Regions from separate parts of the Homo sapiens genome. Here regions 2 and 3 are each linked to region 1. Evidence: chromatin contacts called from ENCODE Hi-C or POLR2A ChIA-PET data. All regions are on one chromosome and are shown on one strand. Each heading gives the region's core, a stretch centred on a gene start or an enhancer-like site at or near the end of the contact. The rest is flanking DNA. Distances are from core to core; before and after follow the strand shown. Region 1 has its middle 24 kb from the start of COBL. Region 2 overlaps COBL (cordon-bleu WH2 repeat protein). Region 3 has its middle 60 kb from the start of COBL.

The links. Hi-C counts contacts between places; a loop is a spot of excess contacts on that map. ChIA-PET counts read pairs that join two places held with the same protein, here RNA polymerase II (POLR2A). Pooled maps may share reads with other maps.
Region 2: a map of ectodermal cell shows a loop between it and region 1 (2.7-fold over the local background). The contact joins two enhancer-like sites. A Hi-C loop is called at or near these places in 4 of 168 maps with a recorded cell type or tissue (PC-9, chondrocyte, ectodermal cell and 1 more) and 2 of 50 pooled maps. POLR2A ChIA-PET finds 5 or more read pairs at or near these places in 6 of 52 experiments (Caco-2, H1, HEK293 and 3 more).
Region 3: a map of Caco-2 shows a loop between it and region 1 (5-fold over the local background). The contact joins two enhancer-like sites. A Hi-C loop is called at or near these places in 2 of 168 maps with a recorded cell type or tissue (Caco-2 and PC-9) and 2 of 50 pooled maps. POLR2A ChIA-PET finds 5 or more read pairs at or near these places in 1 of 52 experiments (PC-9).

What each region holds. Positions count from the first base shown.
Region 1 is chr7:51,338,401-51,343,204 of GRCh38, forward strand. No RefSeq gene overlaps it. Among named protein-coding and RNA genes, the nearest start is that of COBL, 24 kb to the left of the region's middle. Within about 2 kb of position 2,256, at least 3 of the 41 ENCODE cell types and tissues checked have a DNase peak (open chromatin) inside an H3K27ac peak, as active enhancers do; they include PC-9, where a contact is called at or near this core.
Region 2 is chr7:51,276,019-51,280,822 of GRCh38, forward strand. The region is part of intron 1 of COBL (cordon-bleu WH2 repeat protein); the gene reads right to left. Among named protein-coding and RNA genes, the nearest start is that of COBL, 38 kb to the right of the region's middle. RefSeq lists an enhancer at 1-83. Within about 2 kb of position 2,938, at least 5 of the 41 ENCODE cell types and tissues checked have a DNase peak (open chromatin) inside an H3K27ac peak, as active enhancers do.
Region 3 is chr7:51,374,560-51,379,363 of GRCh38, forward strand. No RefSeq gene overlaps it. Among named protein-coding and RNA genes, the nearest start is that of COBL, 60 kb to the left of the region's middle. Within about 2 kb of position 2,057, at least 3 of the 41 ENCODE cell types and tissues checked have a DNase peak (open chromatin) inside an H3K27ac peak, as active enhancers do; they include PC-9, where a contact is called at or near this core.

The sequences.
Region 1 (4,804 bases), core at 1,006-3,505:
ATAATATACACAAATACATATTATATATGTAATCATATTATATATGTAATCTCAAAACTGTTTAATAAGCAGAAATACAACCCAGTAAAAACACAGGTAAAAGATTTGAAGAGACATTTAACAAAAGGATATACTGATTGATAATAAGCAATGAAACGATGTTCAAAATCTTGTTAGTTGTTAGGGTAAAGTAAATTAAAGACAACAAAATGCTACCACACACCTATTAGAATAGCGAAAAATAGTGAGGCTGACCATATTAAGTGTTGGAGAGGTTGTGGAGGGACTACAACTATCATTCACTACTTGTGAGAATGTAAAATGATGCTACTTGGAGGACAGGTTGGAAGTTACTTCAATGTATTCAATATGCACTTACCATATGATCCAACATTCCACTGTTAGGTCTCTACCCATGAGAAAAGAAAGTATGTGTCTATACCCAGACTTATAGACCAATGTTCCAAGTAGACTTATTTGTAATGGCCCCAAACTGGAAACAACACAAGCGTACAGCGGGCAAATGGCAAAACTAATTATGGTATGTATATATGATGGATTACTACTTATCAATACACAAGAATTAGGCCAGGCACAGTGGCTCACACCTATAATCTCAGCACTTCGGGAGGCTGAGGTGAAAGGATCACTTGAGCCCAGGAGTTCAAGACCAGCCTGGGCAATATAGTGAGACCCTGTCTCCACAAAACAATAAAAAAATTAGCCAGGCATGCTAGTGTACCCCTGTAGGTCCTTGAGGCTTGGTGGGAGCCCCAACTTGGGGCTGAGGTTGGAGGATCACTTGAGCTCAGGAGTTAGAGGCTGCAGTGAGCTGTGATCTTGCCACTGCAATCCAGTATGGGTGACAGAGTGAGATGCTGTCTCAGTAAAAATAAATAAACAAGAATTAATTCTTTATATATGCAGCAACATAGAAGACCCTCCAAATAGTTCTACTGAGTGAAGGTAACCAGATATGGAGAGTACATGCTGGATAATCCCATTTTATAAAACTCTAGAAAATGCAAATTAATCTCTAGTGGCAGAAAGCAGATGAGTGTTTGCCTGGGGACTGCAGGTTCAGGAGGGATTGTAGCAAAGGGTGGGGAGGGAGCAATTCAAAGGGTAATGGATTGGGCATGATCTTGATTGCAGTGATGGTTTCATGGGTGTGAATGTATATCAAAACTTACCAACATAGGCTGGGCGCAGTGCTTCACATCTGTAATCCCAGCACTTTGGGAGGCCGAGGCGGGTGGATCACCTGAGGTCAGGAGTTCAAGACCGGCCTGACCAATATGGTAAAACCCCATCTCTGCTAAAAATATAAAAATTAGCTAGGTGTGGTGGCATGTGCCTGTAGTCCCAGCTACTCGGGAGGCTGAGACAGGATAATTGCTTGAACTCGGGAGGCAGAGGTTGCAGTGAGCCGAGATTGTGCCACTGCACTCCAGCCTGGGTGACAGAGTGAGATACTGTCTCAAAAATAAATAAATTTAAAAAAACAAAACAAAAAATAAAACAAAAAAGCTTACCAATGTGCACACTTGAAATATATGCAGTTCATTATATGTCAATTATACTTAAGTAAAACTGTTTTAAAAACACTCTATGAACTAAACCATATGTATCTGCAGGCCAAATATATCCCAAGCCACCTGTTTTCAATATCTGGGAGAGCAGGGTGCTGGAGATAAAGATGTCCAGTTTAGAAGTTATTGTTCCTCTAACTATAAGTCAAATCGTGTAACCCCCAAATGAAAGAACATGCAGGAAGGCTGGCTCTAACCGAAGCATGCTCTTCCACTCCATCTGACCTCCCATCATATTCCTGGACTCACCTGAACAATGATCCCTGGTACAGGGCTGATACCCTAGCTAAATACAAGCGTTAGGTTTAAACTACTTTTTAAAATATCTACTGTTTACTAAGGAAATCCACTGTTTACTCTTTATTAAGGTTCTTATCAAAGTCCGGACAGCCCTCTGTGGTCTACACACCTCCTGTGAGCTCAGAGAGTTCCATTCCTTATCTCTTAGTTGGTACCAAGCTCACACTTCCTTTTGATTTTTCAGGTATGCTGTGCTTAGTATTTATCACGCTATTCTTTTCATGCTATTTACTAAGAACGAACAGATCTGGGATTAGATCCAGGTGAGCTTCTTAGTGTCCCTGAGCTCCAGCGTCCTCAGTGTAAGATGAGGACAACACTCAAGGTGCACACAAAAATGGGAGGTGCAAAGGGGAGAGTTTCAGGCAGCGAGTGTGCATTCTTTAGTGATTAGTTGGACAAGTGGAATGCCTGGTGGTTTTCAAATCTTGTTATGTTTAAAAGTTTCATATGAGGCCAGGTGTGGTGGCTCACACCTGCAATCCCAGCACTTTGGGAGCCTAAGGCAGGCGGATTCACCTGAGGCCAGGAGTTGGAAACCAGCCTGGCCAACATGATGAAACCGCGTCTCTACTAAAAGTACAAAAATTAGCCGGGTGTGGTGGCAGACGCCTGTAGTCCCAGCTACTTGGGAGGCTCAGACAGGAGAATTGCTTGAACCTGGGAGGTGGAGATTGCAGTGAGCTGAGATCACGCCACTGCACTCCAGCCTGGGTGACAGAGCAAGGCTCTGCCTAACAACAACAACAACAATTGATATGAACTTAAGGCAAAATAAAAACCAACTTCATGCACCTTAGATGATATGGAGGAAAACAACTCAGTGGTTTGGAATTAGCGAAGCCCGAAGGTGAGGCACACTCTAACTCCTGACCTATGTTTCTTACCTGTCTTGTTGGGCTCTACCTCATAGGGGGTCTGTCTGGAGAGTACAGTCTACCAGTGTCCTATACCTCAGAATGCCTGTAAATGCGGGTAGGCACGATCCACTCCACTGACAGGCCGAATGAACAAAAAGGCAGAGGGAGGGCAAATTATCTCTCTCTCTGCTTAAGCTGGGACACCCATATTCTCTTTGCCTTGGACATCAGAGATCCTGGTTCTGGGGGCTTTGGACTCAAACTGACACTTAAACCATTGCCCCCCTTCTACCTTTTCTAAGGTTTTGGACTTGGACTGAAGCACACACCAGCTTTCCTGAGTCTGGCTTACAGACAGCACTTCTCAGCCTCCATAACCACAGGAGCCAGTATCTATAATAAATCAATCTCTCCTACACATGTGCGCGCGCGCACACACACACACACACACACATCTTCTATCAGCTCTGTTTCTCTGGAGAACTCTAAAACAGCTGGTGACTTTGGCCATCACTGCATGAAGACACATAAGCAACGAGAAAACCCTTTTCTCATCTCTCCTTTAGTGGGTTCTTGCTCCTAAGGCCCATCTCTCCTCCCACCCAGGGCTTTGCTCCTCCAATTCTGCCCCAATATCCCCCCGCCCATCAACATATTTTCTCTTTGTGCTGGATCACTCTCATCAGCAAACCAAGATGTTGGAATGGATTCCATCTTAATTATCCACTGGGGGCCCCCAGCCCCTCTGCATCTGCCAGAACCACCCTCCATGAAAGAGCTGCCCATGCCTGCTGCTTCCAGCGCCCACCTCCCCTTCTCTCTGGGGCCTTCTGCAGGCAGGCTCCCTGCCACAATCACCCGTGTCCTGCAAGTGGGCAAAGCAAATGCTGGTCAGTGCTTAGTCCTCTCCTTCTCTGCAGCCTTCTCTAAATGGCATGTGCTTAAAATGACACACATGTAACTCAGGCATTAAGGATAATATGAAGTAATACATTACACTTTTAATAACACAAAGTTTTAAAAGAACTAAATATAACTTTAAGATAGTTTTTACATTTAAAAATAACATTTTGAAATGTTTTTGAATAATTTCAGGCTTACAGACAAATTGCAAAAAAAAAAAAAAAAAAGCATAGAGAGTTCTTTTGCAGTCCTCCCCCAACATCCTCTCATGTTAATATCTTAAATAAACAATGACACCATTATCAAACCAGGAAATTGACATTGGTGCAACGCTAGTAATTAAATGACAGGTTTTTTTTTTCAGATGGAGTCTCGCTCTTGTTGCCTAGGCTGGAGTGCAGTGGCACGATCTTGGCTCACTGCAACATCCGCCCCCCAGGTTCAAGCGATTCTCCTGCCTCAGACTCCCAAGTAGCTGGAATTACAGGCGCCCGACACCATGCCCAGCTATTTTTTGTATTTTTAGTAGAGACAGGGTTTCACCATGTTGGCCAGGCTGGTCTCGAACCCCTGACCTCAGGTGATCCACCCACCTTGGCCTCCCAAAGTGCTGGGATTACAGGCGTGAGCCACCATGCCCAGCAAATGATAGAATTTACTGAAAAGCCACCAGTTTTCCTGCTGGTGTTCTGTGTTCCAGGATCCAAACTAGGGTCCCTCATTGACTTAGTTGTCCTGTCATCAGTATTTCCTCCAATCGGTGACAGCTCCTGTGGGTTTTTAGTTGTTTTTTTGCTTTTTTTTTTTTTTTTGAGATGCAGTCTCTCTCTGTTACCCAGGCTGGAGTGCAGTGGCACGATCTCAGCTCACTGCAGCCTCCGCCTCCCGGGTTCAAGTGATTCTTGTATCTCAGCCTCCCGAGTAGCTGGGATCACCAGCAGGAGCCACCACATCTGGCTAATTTTTTTGTATTTTTAGTAGAGACAGGGTCTCGCCATTTTTGCCAGGCAGGTCTCGAACTCCTGGCTTCAGGTGATCCACCCACCTTGGCCTCCCAAAATGCTGGTATTATAGGCATGAGCCACCGTGCCCAGCCTTTTGCTGTTGTTTTTTATAGACTGTTCTCAGTTCAGGTTTGTCTGATGTTTT
Region 2 (4,804 bases), core at 1,688-4,187, 62 kb before region 1:
TCTAAATGATAAACATTGGGGGAAGAATTGTTTGAAGAAACAAATATCAAGCTCATAAATGAAAATGTGCACTGAGGCTCTGGGACCATGCAACTTCTTCTGTTTACAATAACACAGGAATTCTAAGGAGCCCATTTTAATTGGCATTCACAGATATGGGCTGGGTGACAGCACTCATGCACAGCACATTTTGAAGCTGTTCTCAGACATTTCTTAATCCATGAGTAACTGTTTCAGGGAGGCTGGGGACTGTCGTGGCAGTAAAAGGCAGCAGCACCAAGAGCTATGTAAGTTGGTCCTGCTGTGGCTTCCTGGGAGCCCTGTCCTGGGGTTCCTTCTGGGAAAGGCGAATGGAACCTGAGCTTCTATGAAAGGAGTCACCCTGTGGAAGCTCCTCCGGCCGGGGACGGGCCATACCCAGGGACTGCACACAGGTGGCCTTGCCTGCCACAAGCCCTATCCACTGTGGGCTTTCTTGCTTTTCAGGCTTTTCCTTCCCCTCTTGATAATGCCAGTCCTTGTCATTTATCGTTCAAACCTTCCACAAGCTTTAAGGAACACCTCCAACCCGCCAGGGACTGCACAAGGTGTGGGGGATGAAAGGAGACACAGACACAACCCACTGCCCGCAGTAAACACTGCCAGGGCTGAGCTGGGGTGGCTGGGAGCTGCAGCTGTGTGGGGCAAAGGGGAGATGTGAACAGGCCTTGCAGAGTGAGCAGGCAGGTAAGAAGGAAGACACCTCCAGGAGATGGGAGGAAAACCCAAGGGCATTCTGGAAAGCTGGACGCTGGTGTTGGCTGGCCCTTAAGGGTGCCTGGGCCCAGAAAGGGAAGAGTTCAGAGGTGGCTTTTACCATACAAGGGAGAGGAGTCAGCTGAGGCTCATAAGATTTGACCAGCTAAGAGGTGAAATGTAGGAGAGGGCACCACAGAAAAGGAGATGCATCTGGGAGCAGCGAACACACAGATGGTGAGGGCCAGAAGACAATGACACAGCCCTCCTGTCCTCACACCAGCTCCACTGAGGCCCCATCATCAACCTCTACCAAAGCAGCACCTGGAGGAAAGGATCACAGGCCAGTCATCCTTCCCAGAGCCAGGCCAGGGATGCTCATTGCCAAGGCACAGAACAAGGCCTTCCCTGTTTCCATGACGGCCACACATGCGCAGGGACCCAAGCCAATGACCGACTAAGTTAAAATGGGCTAGGTCTGCTCTCACGGAAGCCTGAGGGTGAGTTCATGAATATGTGTGCCTTGCTCTAAGAGAGAAGGTATGTGTGTGCATCTGTGTGTGTGCATGTGTGCATGCAGAAGTGTAAATACACACATGTGCTTGTGAGGGAAGGAGAGAGAGAATAGAGCAAACACACCTGTTAACATCTGTGGCATCTAGCTGAAGACGACGTGGGAATTCTTTGTTATTCCAAAATAAAAAGTTAAAAAATATATCTTTAAAAATTGACGACAGGACTGTTGAGCACACAGTGGTAATCTCTCTCTGATACTTCAGCTCACACGCAGCAAGAGTCGGTGCCCTCATCCCGCCCACCCGACTTTGGGCTAATTCATGGTGTGTATATTAGACACTAACAAATAGCAAGTTGGACAGCGGGCTAGAGGAAGGGATGGACGGGCTGCTAGAGAGATACAAGGGTGGAATACTCTGCCCATTGTAGTTTCTACACTGCCAAATGGAGGTGGTAACAATGCCGCCCCTACAGTGTTGCTACAGGGATCCAGCACGGCAGGGCATTGTGAGAGCAGGGGGCACAGAGCCAGGTAAGAACACTCAAGAGGCACAGCAGATGGACAGACAAGTCATGTCACTTGTAGCCCAGACTCTCTAAATACTTTCTGACCACCCAACAATATTCCCAAGCTGCCTCTGAGGAACTAGCAAGTAAGAGAGGACATATCTGTCAACATCATAGGGCAGATTCATTTCGTTATTTACTGATCTCTTCTCTGTGCCTGCGTGAAGTACAGCAGAGAGACACAACAAATCAACAGCGGGCCCCTAGGGACGTCTCAACTACAATCATCTCTCTGAATCATATCTCTGAACTAAAAACATAGTGGCCAGCCTTGAGTGCCAGCTCTGCAAATACTAGAACGCAATACCCGTATCAAATGATAAATAAATTTAGAAGCTCCACATTCACAGAGACTCCCACACACATGCACACCAAACAGGGTGAATCTAATCTGGAGATTAGCTGAATTGAGAAGCCGTCCCAAGGAAGAGCATGCTCAGTGAGAGCCCAGAGCCAGGTGGACAAGGCACCCTCATCTATGATCATGCAGGCCCCTCCTCCCAGCTGCCTGGGGAGACAAGCATGCTATATTTAGACAGGATCTTTTTTTTTTTTTTTTTTTGAGACACAGTCTCACTCTGTCGCCAGGCTGGAGTGCAATGGCGCGATCTCGGCTCACTGCAACCTCTGCCTCCCATGTTCTAAGTAATTCTCCTGCCTCATCCTCCCAAGTAGCTGGGATTACAGGCGTGTGCCACCACGCCCAGCTAATTTTGTATTTTTATTAGAGTCGGGGTTTCACCATGTTGGCCAGGCTGGTCTCGAACTCCTGACCTCAGGTGATCTACCCACCTCAGCCTCCCAAAGTGCTGGGATTACAGGCGTGAGCCACGGCACCTGGCCTAGACAGGTTCTTGACTCAAGCCTCCAAATCCAGGCAGTGATAGACCAGCCCCACCATGTGCCCTTCTACCAAAAGCAAAAATAACAGCACACTTTTTTACAGTATGAAAATGACACCAATCATCTAGAGAACAGGAAAATTAAAATCCCCCAACGTGTAGCATCTGCTTTTCCAGACGATTTCAGTTTGGAGATAACTGTCAATTACAGGAACAACAAAACTACAAAACACACCCAGCACAATGCACATTGTGACTAATCACAGCACCCACGCAGCAGGCGGCAGGTGGCCGGGGAAATGCTTTTCTCCTAAGACACTTGCAGTCCTGTAAGGAGTGATACAGCTGTTGTCATACTCAAATTACCATCAGGGCCTGCCCTGTGTACTAGTCCTGCACTGACAGTGAATAATCCTATGGCTTGGCTTTCTAAAAACCCAGTGATACACAGAGAGGCTGCCTGACAAATGTATGGGAAAGGCGTGGCACACATTTTAAATTCATCATGAAGTTTCAGCATCTTTCAAAGTAGCTACACTAAATCCCTGGTCATAAGGGATATAATCCCAAAAATGTATGGAAGAAGCTAATTAAGAGAGCCATGACTAACTACTAAAGACTAAAGGGAATGGGTGGCATTTACTCCATGTACTTCCAACGTGCATTATACTTTCTTTAATAATTCTGTTTCCTCTTTGTTATTAAATAAATCACCTGAAATTTTTAACTATATTCACCAGGTTCTCCAATTATTTTAATATGAAATCAACTGGCACATTTTTCTAAAATAGACTTTTTTCTTTTAGCAGTTTTAAGTTCAAAGCAAAGTTGAGAGGGAGGTGCAGAGATTGCCCGTATTCCCTCTGACCTTACACATGCAGAGCCTCCCCGACAACCCACGCCCCACCAGACTGGAACATCTGTTGCCACTGATGAACCTCTGTGGACACATTATTATCACCCAGCGTCCACAACCTACATTAAGGTTCACCTGTGGTGTCGCACATTCTGTGGGTTAGGACAAATGTACAATGACACGTATTCATCATCATAGTATCATACAGAGTATTTTCATTTCCCTAAAAATCCTCTGTTCCTGCTCTTTCCCCCTCCTGACCCCTGGCAACAGCAAACACTGATCTTATCTTGCCTTTTCCAGAATGTCACAGAGTTGGAATCATACAGCATGTGGCCTTTTCAGATTGGCTTCTTTCACTTGGTAACATGTATTTAAGGTTTTTCCATGTCTTTCTATGGCTTGATGGCTCATTTCTTTTTAGCATTAAATAATATTCCATTGCCTGAATATAACAGGAACATGCACTTTATAAGAAAAATCATTTAGATGGAATAACACATTGTGCCCTCTCTCCTCCACATAGAGCAGCAAAAAAAATCTGGCCAGAATGCAAGGAACAGCTATTTGATGACTCTGAGAAGTTGGGATTAGAGACCAGAATTCGAAGTACCACGAAAACAGCACTCAGTTTAACATTTTTTTTTTCCCAATCCTGGATTCAATGCAGCCTGAAACCTGGGCAGTGGGCAATGGCTTAGACAGAGAGAGCTACAAGAGAAACCTTCTAGTGCTGGGCTAAAGAGAAGGGAATGGGTCCCCTAATGTTTAATGAGGAGGGAGAATTCTCTATTATGCTCATCTCCCTGCTCCTATGAGCCCCAGTCCACAAGCAGTCCTGAGGTGGCAGAGTGGGTGACAGCAACAGTGGCAGCACAGGGACTCGCAAAGCTTCAAACACAAAAAGAGGAAAACTCTTCTCTCGGATCAGAGGAGCTGTGGTCCCAAGAGGATGGAGTAAACCCCACTGCTTTTTTCTCCTTTCTCTTTTCTGCTGCTGCTTTGCCCCGTCTGTAGGTGCAGTCACAGGATATGTGCAGCAAAGCAGGGTAAATAAAGCCTAGTTTTCTGGCTGGAGCACAAAAAGGAAAGGTCTAGGGAAGTAGAAAGCACTGAGACACTTTGGAGAGGGAGGAACAACATAAAGTCATTTGTGAACTCCTGGGTGCGTCCCCAAACTGCACACGTATGGATCTGGTCCTGGGTGGCTTTAAGAACTGAACAGACCACCACCCAAGTTCCCAGACTGGCCACCGGTAGCAGAAACATGAGAAGATCTGAAGAGCAC
Region 3 (4,804 bases), core at 807-3,306, 36 kb after region 1:
ACGAGGTCAGGAGTTCGAGACCAGCCTGGCCAATACGGTGAAACCCCCGTCTCTACTAAAAATACAAAAATTAGCCTGGTGTGGTGGTGCGCATCTGTAGTTCCAGCTGCTCAGGAGGCTGAGGCAGAAGAATCACTTGAACCCCGGAGGCAGAGGTTACAGTGAGCAGAGATCATGCCACTGCACTCCAGCCTGGAGGATAGAGCAAGACTCCATCTCAAAAAAAAAAAAAAAAAAAAAAGATTTACTGAAACATTGCAAAGATCATATAGAAAGTTTTCTTACATGCTTCACCAGTTTGCCTTCCATCAACATCTCACGCAACTATGGCACATTTGTCAAAACTAGGAAACTGATATTGGTACAACATGATTCACCAAACTCCAGACTTTGTTGGGATTTCACCAGCTTTTCCACTAATGTCCCTTCTTCCTTTCCAGAATCCAGCTCAAGAAACCACATGGCATTTGGTCATCTGCCATTGCATTCCTTTACGTGTGATGATCAAAGTAATAATTCTCTCTCTTTTACAGGTGAGGAAAGAAGTGATTCAATGGCCAAAGGATTGCCCTGTCACATCTAGGAGGCGAAGGCAGTGCAATAAAGGGTTTATTACTTGGCTAAATTTAGAACCGGAATTTATGTGGTGTGACCTTGAGCCTTTGTCTTCCTGTCTGAATGATAGGATCATAGATTAATCCTTCTTTCCAGGCAGTGGTGGGGACTAAATGAGATAATATATATGGGCATATGCGTGCCAAAGAAATGGTACCTGCTGCTCTTGTTATTACTGTCAGTATCGCCATCAGGAGCCTTGATCCCAGGTAGACTGCCTAACTGCTGAAACCTAGCTTCTTGTCCAGCGTGGTCAATCATCCCACCTCTCCAGCCTCACCCCAGACAAGACAAACAAGAGCTCAGGAAATAAATGTTAGTTTTGACACCCTTCCTTACCCTCAAAACTTAAAGAGGTTGACACACTTTCTTACCCTTAAAACTTAAAGACCTTGTTAAAACTCAAGGTCAAATAGCTGGCTAGGAGCTTAACCAGAGAGATAACCTAGTTTTTTTTGTTTGTTTGTTTTTTGAGATGGAGTTTTTGCTCTTGTCGCCCAGGCTGGAGTGTAATGGCGCGATCTTGGCTCACTGCAACCCCTGCCTCCCAGGTTCAAATGATTCTCCTGTCTCAGGCTCCTGAGTAGTTGGGATTACAAGCGTCCACCACCATGCCTGGCTAATTTTTGTACTTTTAGTAGAGACGGGGTTTCATCAAGTTGGCCAGGCTGGTCTCGAACTCCTGACCTCAGATGATCCACCCGCCTCAGCATCCCAAAGTGCTGGGATTACAGACATGAGCCACCATGCTGGGCTGTTTTTTGTTTGTTTGTTTGTTTGTTTGTTTGTTTTTGTAGAGATGGGGTCTCTCTCTGTTGCCCAGGCTGAAATAGAACTCCTGGGCTGAAGTGATGCCCCTGCTTTGTTTCCCAAAGTGCTGGGATTATAGACATGAGCCACTTCACCCAGCCTAAGCAGCTAGGTCTTGCTAAGACCTTGTCCCATCCACTGGGCAGAACCCCTCCCTCTTCTCTTCCTCCTCCCCTTGCCTCCCTTCCCATTCAGAGACTGCCCTGGGGAACAGAAGCTACCTGCCGGCTGCTCTTAACTCCACTTGATGGGATGCCCTGCAAGGGACCCCAGCATCTCTTCTGGCCTAAAGGAGCTGTCATAAACACCTGATGAAGGAAGTGTTGCAAGATCATTTTCAAAAAAAGGTGAAATTATGACTTTCACATAGATAGAAAATGAATAGGTATTAACCATTTTATTTAACTCATAAGGGGGCCAGGTGACGTTATAACCAGCTCAACAGGGCAGCTGAGAACAGTCACATTCACAGGTCAGGAATAGTGAAATGAATGTGCAAATGGAAACTGGTTTTTCAACAAGAGAGTGAGGGAGAACCTCTACTAGACAGGGCAATATATCATTTGCCTACAATTTACAGAGCTGTAAAGTAGCTCAAAGACAACAAAAGGCTAGAATCTGATAACCAGGAAGTGTGTGCTGTGTGTAGATAGTGCATTATTTTCTGCTGAATCACATTTTTTTCTGCAGAAGGAAGGTTATGAGCAGGGTACACTCCAGAGTCTCTAATGTGATGATCACTCTCTGAGAATTAGTATGAGTCATATAAGATACAAGGACCTTTCTGGATGGATTGGGAAAATTATATCTCACTTGCAAGCAAGAGGCCTGCAGTCTAAAGTCCCCCTCTTAAGATGCAGGTCTTGGCTTGGCGCGATAGCTCATGCGTGTAATCCTAGCACTTTGGGAGCCCAAAGCAGGAGGATCACTTGAGCTCAGGAGTTCAAGACCAGCCTGGGCAACACAGACTTCATTTCTAAAAAAAAAAAAAAAAAAAAAAAAAAAGATGCAGGTCTTAGCTGGGCACAGTGACTCACTCCCGTAATCCCAGCACTTTGGGAGGTTGAGGTAGGAAAACTGCTTGAAGCCAAGAGTTCCAGACCAGCCTGAGCAACATGGCAAAACCCCATCTTTACAAAAAATTTTAAAAATTAGCCAGGTGTGGAGGTGCATGCTTGGAGTCCCAGCTACTCGGGAGGCTGAGGTAGGAAGGCTGCTTGAGCCCAGGAGATTATCAAAGCTGTAGTGAGCCGTGTTTGCATCACTGTACTCGAGCCGAGGCAACAGAGTGAGATCCTGTTTCAAAAAAAAGGCAGAGCTCAAGACATTAAAGTTTATTTTTCAGTTGTACTTTGGCACCTGTGTTACATGATCGGTTCTGGAACATTCTAGAACGTGGATTTCTGAAGTGGGTCTGTAGTGGAGGCCTATAGAGTTTTCACTGGACCTGCTTTGATCCTGTCTCTGCTGTGCAGCCTCGTGCAGTTATACTAGCTCTCTGATGTGCAGCTTCCTCCTCTTTGAGGATGTCAATATTGATACTTCATATATTATTTTGTTACCTAAACTACATTAAAGTTAGGAGAAAATTTCTTGGAAAATGTCCTTAGTCCCTACAATTCTTACTTATCAGCCCAGCCTCCTCCCCTCTTCCCATCCCGGTCCCGTCCCCTCGGCTCTCCATTCAATTCCCCATTTCCACCATTTGTCTCTCTAGTAGGGTAGAGAGGGGCTTGGGTTGCCCTGGAGGGGCTGGCCTGTGCTGAGTGAAGTTCACACCTGGGTGTGCCCTCAGGAAAGGGGCCCCTGGGGACAGGGTAACCATCAGAAAGGCTCAGGGCTCCCCAGTGCGCCATGCTGTCCTTTGTCCCATCTCTGATTCTGTGCTTACTGTGCCCAAGTATGGAATTGCAGGGTAGCAGCATGGGGACTTCCAGGTGGGCCCCTCCTAGCAGTGGGGGTTTCAGCCAATGAAGAATTCAGTCTCCTGACATAGGTCTCCCTTCAAAAGGGCGTGTCTCCAGGACAGCTGCAGCAATTCCATATCCATATCACTCACTTTCTAGTTTTTTTGTTTTGTTTTGTTTTTGAGACAGGGTCTTGCTCTGTGGCCCAGGCTGGAGTGCAGTGGCGTGGTGCGATCTCAGCTCACTGCAACCTCTGCATCCCGGGCTCAGGTGATCTTTCCACCTCAGTTTCTCAAGTAGCTGGGACCACAGGTGCCCACCACACCCAGCTAATTTTTCTATTTTTAGTAGAGATGGAGTTTCTCCATGTTGCCCAGGCTGGACACTTTCTTTCTTTCTTTTTTTTTTTTGACAGAGTCTTTCTCTGAGATGAAGTCTGGCTCTGTCCCCCAGGCTGGAGTGAAGTGGCATGATCTTTGCACACTGCAACCTCTGTCTCCTGGGTTCAAGCGATTCTCCTGTGTCAGCCTCCTGAGTAGCTGGGATTACAGGCGTGCACTACCACAGCTGGTTAATGGCTAATTTTTGTATTTTTAGTAGAGGTGGGATTTCACCATGTTGGCAAGGCTGGACTCAAACTGCTGACCTCAAGTGATCTGCCTGCCTTGGCTTCCCAAAGTGCTGGGATTACAGATGTGAACCACCGTGCCCAGCCTGCCATCCTTTTTAAGGCTGAAGAATCTTCCATTGTCTAGATAGACCACATCTTGTCATCTGTTCTTCTGTTGATGGACACTTGGTTCCTTCCCCCTTTTGACTATTGTGAGTAATGCTGCTATGAACATGGGTGCACAAATATCTTTTTGAATCTAGTGAGTATATTTTATCTCTGCCAGTGAGTCTATCCAAAGAAAAGGGAAATCATCTTTGCTTGGGGTGTTCTGATTGTGCCTACACTTGGCAGGCACCCTCCAAGTGAGAGCAGAGAAAAGGAAGAAAAGAGGAATGAAAATTGGTTGGGAGGGTTGGGGTGGAGGAGGTGAATAAACACTATTGAGTGCTCCCCTTATGGAAAGATTTATACACGGGCAGCCCAAAAAGCAGAGGCATCTCCCAGAGTTTCATCCAGGTAACACCCCTCCAAACACACCCAAACAGAAGCATGCTAGGACATGAGGAATTACAACGAGGCCATATATATATATATATATATATATATATATATATATATATATATATAACCTTTTGTTTTTTTTTTTTTTGAGACGGAGTTTTGCTCTTGTTTTCCAGGCTGGGGTGCAATGGCATGATCTTGGCAACCTCCATCTCCCAGGTTGAAGCATTTCTCATGCCTCAGCCTCCAGAATAGCTGGGACTACAGGTGCACACCACCACACCCGGCTAATTTTGTATTTTTAGTAGAGACAAGGTTTCACCACATTAGCCAGGCTGGTCTCAAACTTCTGACCTCA